3 separate regions of the Mus musculus genome follow, and regions 1 and 3 are each linked to region 2. Evidence: chromatin loops called from intact Hi-C (ENCODE). Cell type or tissue: heart. All regions are shown on one strand.

What was found. Hi-C counts contacts between places; a loop is a spot of excess contacts. Peaks named below come from ENCODE experiments on the same cell type or tissue, not always from the same donor. Only the 100,000 strongest peaks of a DNase experiment are listed, where the experiment ranks them.
Region 1: a loop joins it to region 2, with 5 times the contacts of the local background. A loop is called at or near these places in 2 of 42 quality-filtered maps.
Region 3: a loop joins it to region 2, with 1.8 times the contacts of the local background. A loop is called at or near these places in 2 of 42 quality-filtered maps.

Annotation. Positions count from the first base shown.
Region 1 is chr5:73,221,373-73,223,872 of GRCm38, reverse strand. All of the region lies in intron 1 of Fryl (FRY like transcription coactivator), which reads left to right. Among named protein-coding and RNA genes, the nearest start is that of Fryl, 34 kb to the left of the region's middle. In heart, a CTCF peak has its summit at 1,294; no DNase peak of the experiment used is centred here.
Region 2 is chr5:73,291,047-73,293,546 of GRCm38, reverse strand. It overlaps Ociad1 (OCIA domain containing 1), which reads right to left and starts at 753. Exons shown (of 9, transcript NM_023429.4): 1 at 571-753. In heart, a CTCF peak has its summit at 969; a DNase peak (open chromatin) is centred at 766; H3K4me3 peaks cover 1,181 bases; H3K27ac peaks cover 1,233 bases.
Region 3 is chr5:73,207,892-73,210,391 of GRCm38, reverse strand. All of the region lies in intron 2 of Fryl (FRY like transcription coactivator), which reads left to right. Among named protein-coding and RNA genes, the nearest start is that of Fryl, 47 kb to the left of the region's middle. In heart, no CTCF peak of the experiment used is centred here; a DNase peak (open chromatin) is centred at 991; H3K27ac peaks cover 761 bases.

The DNA of each region.
Region 1 (2,500 bases), 70 kb after region 2:
AACCCTCCCCTTGCTATTGGTAGCAATTTTACACATACCCAGTGCCTACTTTATACTAGCACGGTGTACATTAGTGAATAAGCCTATTTCTAAGTCTTGTTTCGTGTCCTCTCCCCCCCTTTCTTTTGCTTAGTAACATTTCTGAGCGTTTTTTTTTTAAAGTATTTTAAATTTACTAAAGAATGCCTCTTTCATTCTTTTTTTTTTTAATCTTGAATTTTTTTTTTTTTTTTTGAAATTTTATCCTATATCGAGTGGTTCAGGGACAAAGTAGAGACAGAGAAGCTTCTGTTTGCAGAAGATGGCGATTTGCAGAGACCCGTAATTTGTGAAGGCACTGAAAACCGAGGATGGAGGATGCTCAGCCCTAAAGGGAACATGTGTGCTGAACCCCTCCTCCTAGGGCCCAGGGATCGTTGAGGAAGAGGAGCACAGACTGTGTACTAGCTGGAGGCAGGGCATGACTATAGGGAAACAGTGGTTTTTTTTGGACACATCAGGGCAGCTGCACATGTGAACTCATAACAGTCCTGACGATGGCACACACAAGATGTGCGCAGGCCCAAGACAGACCAAATCCCAGCATGGGGAGGGGAGCTGGGCCTGACACCCCACCCTGTCAGCAGCTGTTAGGTGCCGGGTGGGTGGGGGTATAGCCCTGGTGAGTCATCACAGCCCAATGGAGGGCCACACATGGAAAAAATATGTGGGCAGCAAGTTGGTTTTGATGAGCTTAAAAAAACAAAAAGCACCGAGAGTTGGGTAGATGGGGAGATGGGGGTGAATCCGAATCAAACACATAGTGCAAACTCCTCAAGAATTAATACAAATAATAACCCCCAAAAGAATTTGTGGTGGGTCCCATCCGGCTCACCTACAAACTCTACGTCAAGTGTAATAATAATATATGGTGTACCTTCCAAAGAAGCCATAGTTTTTTTTTTTGTTGTTGTTGTTTATTTTTTTTCTACTTTGGATGTTTACATTTCTTGCCCTCTTCTTTCCTTTTCCTTTTCCTTTTCCTTTTCCTTTTCCTTTTCCTTTTCCTTTTCCTTTTCCTTTCCTTTCCTTTCTTTTCTGTTCTCTTTTTTCGGAAATAATATAATATAATATAAACAACATTTCCGTGTAGAATTCTGCAAGCATTTTAAGTTCTAAAGTCAGAGCTGGGAACATTTCAGAGAGCCCCTGTCCCACGCTGACAGGGCACCCAGGATAGCATCTGATCCATGCATTGCCAGTATCCTGTCTGCACTCCGGGTATATTGGATTGCTACCAACAGCAAGGGGGTCCCCCTGATGGACGAGGAGGGAAGTGGCCATGGGTTTTTCAGGAAAGTGACCCTGGACTACATGACTTTATTAAACTGGAGGAGTCAGCTTATTTTGGAAACTTGTTTCAATAACACAGAGCCCATACCTCTCCTATCCCTGTGTCCTTGCGTCCACTGTAGCAGTCAGTTGACCCACTTCTCATGTGACTTTAAGTGCTTTTGGGTCCACCAACCGTATTTTTTGAGACAGGGTCTTCTACGCTTAAGCTGGTGTCTAATGCATTGTATAGAACTCCCAATCCTCCTGCCTCCCCCCCCACCATGTGCTAGAATTATAGGCCTGCGCCACCATGCCCAACTTAACATGCTATTTTCTTAAACACTGAATGTGTTCAGGTAGCTTGCTTATTAAATGTAGCCAGGTGGTCTTCTCATGGCTGCTCACAGTACATCTGTATTTCCCAGCTGCATGGAATGCATAGGCAATCGCCATTTAGTTTTTAGCCCATCCTTTTGGACGGTTTCTGTTTTAGTTTTACAAGTGGCTCCCACATGAATCTGGCCATCCAGCTGTCATTCTGCATGTGCGGTTGTATGAGGAGGATGGTATTTCCGAGGTCACCAGTTAATTGCAGACCTCGCTGCTAGCGTACGGATACCACCCCCAGCATTGCAGAACACCTGTGCCTTAAGGGGCCCTGTGTAGGAAGACAGGTAGCTCCAGTGTCATTGTCCCAAGTCCCTAGATGCTTTGTCCTTAAGCTAAAGAAACAGTACCATGGCCCTGTTTCCCCAAGAAACAAGTAACAGTGACTGGCATTTCCTTTAAGATTGTAACACACTTGAGAAAGAAGATGGCTTAGAAAAGAAACATTTAAGTTAGGACCCTCAAGGTTAATTCACATTGTCCTGGATAGAGACAGTTGGATACTTCGTTTTTTGTTTTTTGAGACCGGTTCTTACTGCAGAGCCCAGGCTGGCCTGGAACTGGCTATGGTGGACTAAGCTGGCCTGGAACTTACACTGAACTGCTAGTCCCTGCCTCTTGAGTCCTGGGACTCAAGCCACCAAACCCAGCCTTGAGCCCCCTACCCCCTTTTAAATCTTACATTTTATGCTGTTGGAGACAGAGCCTGTGAGGATGTATGTCTGGCAGGGGCTTTGCCACTGAGCCACGTTCCCAGCCCTGAGGGGATTTTTTTTTGACCAAATTTTTTTAAATTAAT
Region 2 (2,500 bases):
CAGCATTTCAGACAAAATAAGGAGTACGTCTTCGCTGAAACAAACGCATCGCAGTATGACTTACTGGATGCCAACAGCAAAGCACCTTTCTGTAATTCGTTTAGTCACTAAAATCATCACCTATTGCATACCTATATCCCTTCAAAGAAAAAGGTTTCAGAAAAGGTAAACTGAACTCTTGGACAGATGAAGCATTCAGAGGAAGCTTCTCAAACTGCAAAACCCTACCAAAAAAGAAAAAAAAAAAAAAAGAAAGAAAGAAAATCTCGTCCCCAGGGAGGCTGGAGGGCAGTGCGACCTGTCTGATCACTACAGCTCAAAGCTGTAATCATAAAGAACAAGGCTCAAGCGAGGCAGTAGCCGCGGACGCCAGCACTCCTGTCCCTGACCTGCCACCCCACCTCGGCCATCGCGGCTTTCCCCACCCCTCCATGCAGGTCTCCCGGTGCCCGAGTCACCGGCGCTGCAGCAGAGCCCAGGCCCGCAGTGCGACCGGACACCTCCGGGCAGGAAAATGGCGGCTGCGGGCGAGGGTGGGAGACTGGCGGAAAGCCGCGCCACCACACCCACCTCACGATGGAGGCGGCAACGCTGGGAGCAGGACCCGGGGTAGAGGCCGGGAGAGGACCCCAGAGACAGGCACAGCGGACAACGCGGGAAGCGGGGAGGGGAAAGAGGGCAGCTTCCAAGCGATCGCCAAGATGTCACCCACACACGAGCGCCAGCAGGCCGACACCCGGAAGCAGTACCCTTGACGGGAAATGACGTCAGGACAGCGCTGGGAAACAGCGGCGGGCCAGTTTCTCAATACTCACGGATGTCGATCACGCCCCGTCCAACTAGTCCCGCCCCTTTCACCGCCCCCCACCCCGCCCCAGGCCGCGGCGCTCCAGAGCTGCACTGCGGCTGCGCGAGTTAAGGCCTGCAGCTCAGCTCTGCCTCTAGGTTCGATGCTCTTGTGACATACCCCAGAGACTGTTCAGTGACAAGCCAGTAGGGACATTTTGGAACCCCTCCATCCTCAAGTCCCCTCCTTATCCCATGACTTTCCTTGGACTTCCCTAATTTTAAGATTTACAGAAATTTTCTTATGCTTTAAGCCTCTAGGCTAGGTAGTGAATTTTAAGCGTGAACTCTTAAGTTAACTGTCAGAACCTCCAGTCTAGTGTCCGATTGATTCTAACACTAGAGTCAGGATACACTCCAACTCGGAGACTCAGAATTTACTCATCTGAATAACAGAAATAATGTGTGTTTCACAGTTTTGGGTTAAAACAAGTCTGAAAAGGAGTTTAGGCTCTGGGGCTGTATTACCAGGAGACTATATTTTAATGCTAGGAGACCAACTTTTCGTCAGAGCTCAGGCTGCCACTCCTAACCACCAACTATTCATTTCTTACACTGATCCTAGGCATGTTTACTGAGTGCGTATACTGAACCAAGTCCTGAAAGTATATCGTTGATACCTCTGATAGCTCCAGCCCACGAAGTTATGAACTCCTATAATTGTCAGACTTCCCACCATTCCTCATTTCATATGTTTTTCACTGGTTCTATGGCATCCACGAACTTGTCTGTATGCTTATTTAAGAGAGAAAGTCATGTAAAACATGAATCCGGAGTCATGGCTAGACCTCTATGGCTCCTGAACCCCACACTAAGGACGAACTCAAACATAACTTGGGTGAGCTCCAAAGCCTTCCTGGAAGCTGATGCCCATCCAATGGAGAAAGGCGATAGGATTTGTTAACCATCTTAGACCCTTGCTATGGCACCAGGAACGTGGGGATCACCAGAAATCACGGAACTTTAAGCTCAGCTGTGAAAGCCTTGGGTTCCATCCTTGTGATCAGAGCAGCTGTGGTGTACCCACTGGAGACCCTCAAAAGATTGCTTCCACGAACATGCCCTCCTGAAGAGTCAAGAGCTCAGAGGCACATCCTTTTCTCAAAGGTACAAAATTGAGCATATATGCTTGGGAGAAAGATGTATTAAGAGGCATAGCTGGCAAGCTGCCCATGATTTGGAAAGTAACTTTAATTAAGCTCATTAGTTCACCAAGCATGACTTGATGGAATTATTCCTTCCATTTGCCATTGTTCTTTGAGAGGAATAGAGACATCCCTGGAAGAGTCTTTAACAAGCACTCTTTCAAATATCTTCATTGAGCAAATAGCCAAGGCGGTATCAGCCCAGCTTTACCTGTTAGATATTACTTTTGTTTTTCAGAAGTCACTTTATTTGTTTTTAAGTATTTATTTATTTTTATTTCTGTGTGTGGCTGCATGAGTCTATGTGTACCATGTATACCCCCACAGGTACAGGAACTGGAGTTACGGGCAGATGTAAGCTACCTGATGAGGGTGTAGGAAATTGAACCCAGATAATCTGAAGGACAGTAAGTGTCCTTAGTTTCCAAGGTATAGCACCAGCCCTGTTAGCCTGTTAGACATTACTGTGAAACCATTATTAAAGGAATATGTCAGAGTATTCCTTAATT
Region 3 (2,500 bases), 83 kb after region 2:
GCCGACGTGTGGACAGTCACGGTGTTGAGGCTGTTAGTGGCCTTCTTCAGAAAGCATGTGCTGTAGACTGGAGCTCACATTTAAGAATCATGGCTGAAATGCCACGGCCGCTTCCCTTCATGACAACGTTGGTCCACCAGACTTGAATAATTAGATCTCAACAACAAGGATTGGATTTAGTCTGTGAAATATAAAGTCATCTCTGACTCGCCGGTCACAGCATGGGTTCTTTTAGTTTCTTTGGTTTTGAGAGTTCTGATCACACGAGAACGTATTGGGGTCACAGAATGTGATGTAAATCCACCCAGCAGCGTATTCTGTTAAGAGAGCCAGACGTTCAGTATTTCAGGGTCATTCACCAGTGTTCTTTCTCTCAGTTCCCCTGTCTGTAAAGTTGAACATGTGCAAAGGTTGTGGTTAGCTGGATTAAAATGAAGGCGTGCGTGTGGAGCGCCAGCCGCAGCTCGTCCCGCCTAGTGGGCTGTCGGTGACAGGTGCTGGTTTTCTTGTTGTGCTCTTAATTAGCTTGAATTTCTAGGGTGTCATTTCTTAGGGTGCAGTGAACCAACTCTGAATTCTCCACTCCTGTATTTGTAGCTTTCTTAGACCAAAGTTAGCCACCGTGAAGGGCGGAGTCGGAGGGGTGTTGCTGACTTCCATTCAGGGGTGGGGTGGGGGTTCTCCCAGTTACGGGTTGTGCTCTGTAAGAGGAGAATTCAGTTTTGTGGCATGTTTTTTTTTTTTTTTTTTTTTTTTCTCTATATGGTCAAATGTAGTGACCAAATCAACTCGGAATGTTTTGTTACTAACTTTGAAATTCGTTATTTTCTGTGTAGGGGATGTTGATCTGAATAAATTACTGATTATCTTTTACAAATTTCTAGGGAGGAACCGCTAATCTGTACTCAGCACAATCCTTTCTTTCATAAACGTGGGGAGGAGGCAGCAGCACACAGCCACTTCAGAGGGCAGAGCCAACAGTCGTTATGTAACCTGGGTACATGATAGCCTCTGGCTCTAGGTCCAGGCACCCTGGGGGGCTGTGCTGGGGAGACTTACAGTGAGGTGGTACTGTTTATTGAGCTTGACTATGTAACTTAAAAGGCCTTTAAAGAATCAGCCTCTTGGAGTGGGAGATGAATGTGGGAGGAGTTAAGGGAAGGACTGGGAAGCGAATACGGTCAAAATTAATTGTATGCATCTGTGAACTCTTCAAGGACTTGAAGAATTAGTCTCATCCTCAGCTCTGCACACAGAAGCAAGAAGCATTTGGAGCTCTAAGTTGTTTCCGAAGTTAGTCTCTGTGTGGAGAAGGCTGTCTCCTCTCAAAGACTTCTGCCAGAGCGCCTAAAACACATGCCTATCGATCTTTTGTCCGTAGACCCCTTGAAGGTGGCTCCTGCCGCTAACTGGCACTCATTGTATAGATTCTGGGAGCTCTGTTGGAGAGACACACTGCTCCTGGCTGGTGGGAAGGCCACAGCAGTAGGCAGTTTAGAGATGTCCTTAAGAAGAAGACAGATTCTCAGGCAGCCTGTTTGACCTTGATGTGGCCAGGGATGACGGAGTCCCAAGTCTCCACCTCTCAGATGCTGGTTTGTGTGTGGGTACCAACATGTGTGGTCCTGGGGATCAAATCAAGCTAGGGACTCTGTGCGTTCTGGCAAGTGTTCTGCCAACGGAGCTATATTCCCAGCTGTGAAGATACATTTCTGCTTTAACAACCCTTGATATCTAACACTCCCTCCACCTCCCTACCCCCACACTCACCATCTATAGGGCATCCTGTTATTCTCCCCTCCCCTCCCCTCCCCTCCCCTCCCCTCCCCTCCCCTCCCCTCCCCTCCCCTCCCCTCCCGTCCTTCTTTCATTCTTTCACCAATGCAAACTTTTTATTTGTTTATTTATTTTTTATTTATTATTTTTTTTTTCGAGACAGGGTTTCTCTGTGTAGTCCTGGCTGTCCTGGAACTCACTTTGTAGACCAGGCTGACCTCAAACCCACAGAGATCCACCTGCTTCTGGCTCCTGCTGGGATCAGAGGTATGCACTCAGCAATAGTCTATGACTTAAAAGCCTGTTTTGGTTAGGAGCAGCAATTCACATTTAGAAAGGGAGACTGAGTCCGATCAGGGCTTTAGAGTTGCCCCCATAAAATTAATGTTTGGAAATTGCAGAAACATCTTCACTTGAAGACCAGAAGTCACATTTTTTTGGGGGGTGGTGGTGGTAAAATTCTAGATGTTTTCCAGGCAGTTTAATGTAAAATGTCAAGGTCACAGAAAAGGTTATAGAAAAGTAAATTTGTGTTGTAATTTTCAGGAGGTGATATGAAATGTTGTGTTCATATTTTTATACAATCACAAAACTACAAGGAATAGCCTTATTGTTCTTATCAAACATGATTGTGGATACAAATCAAGAACTCTTAAGTAGAGTTCCCTGTCCCTATGCAAATTAGCCCATAAGTGTACTGGCTAGTTTTGTGTCAACTTGACAC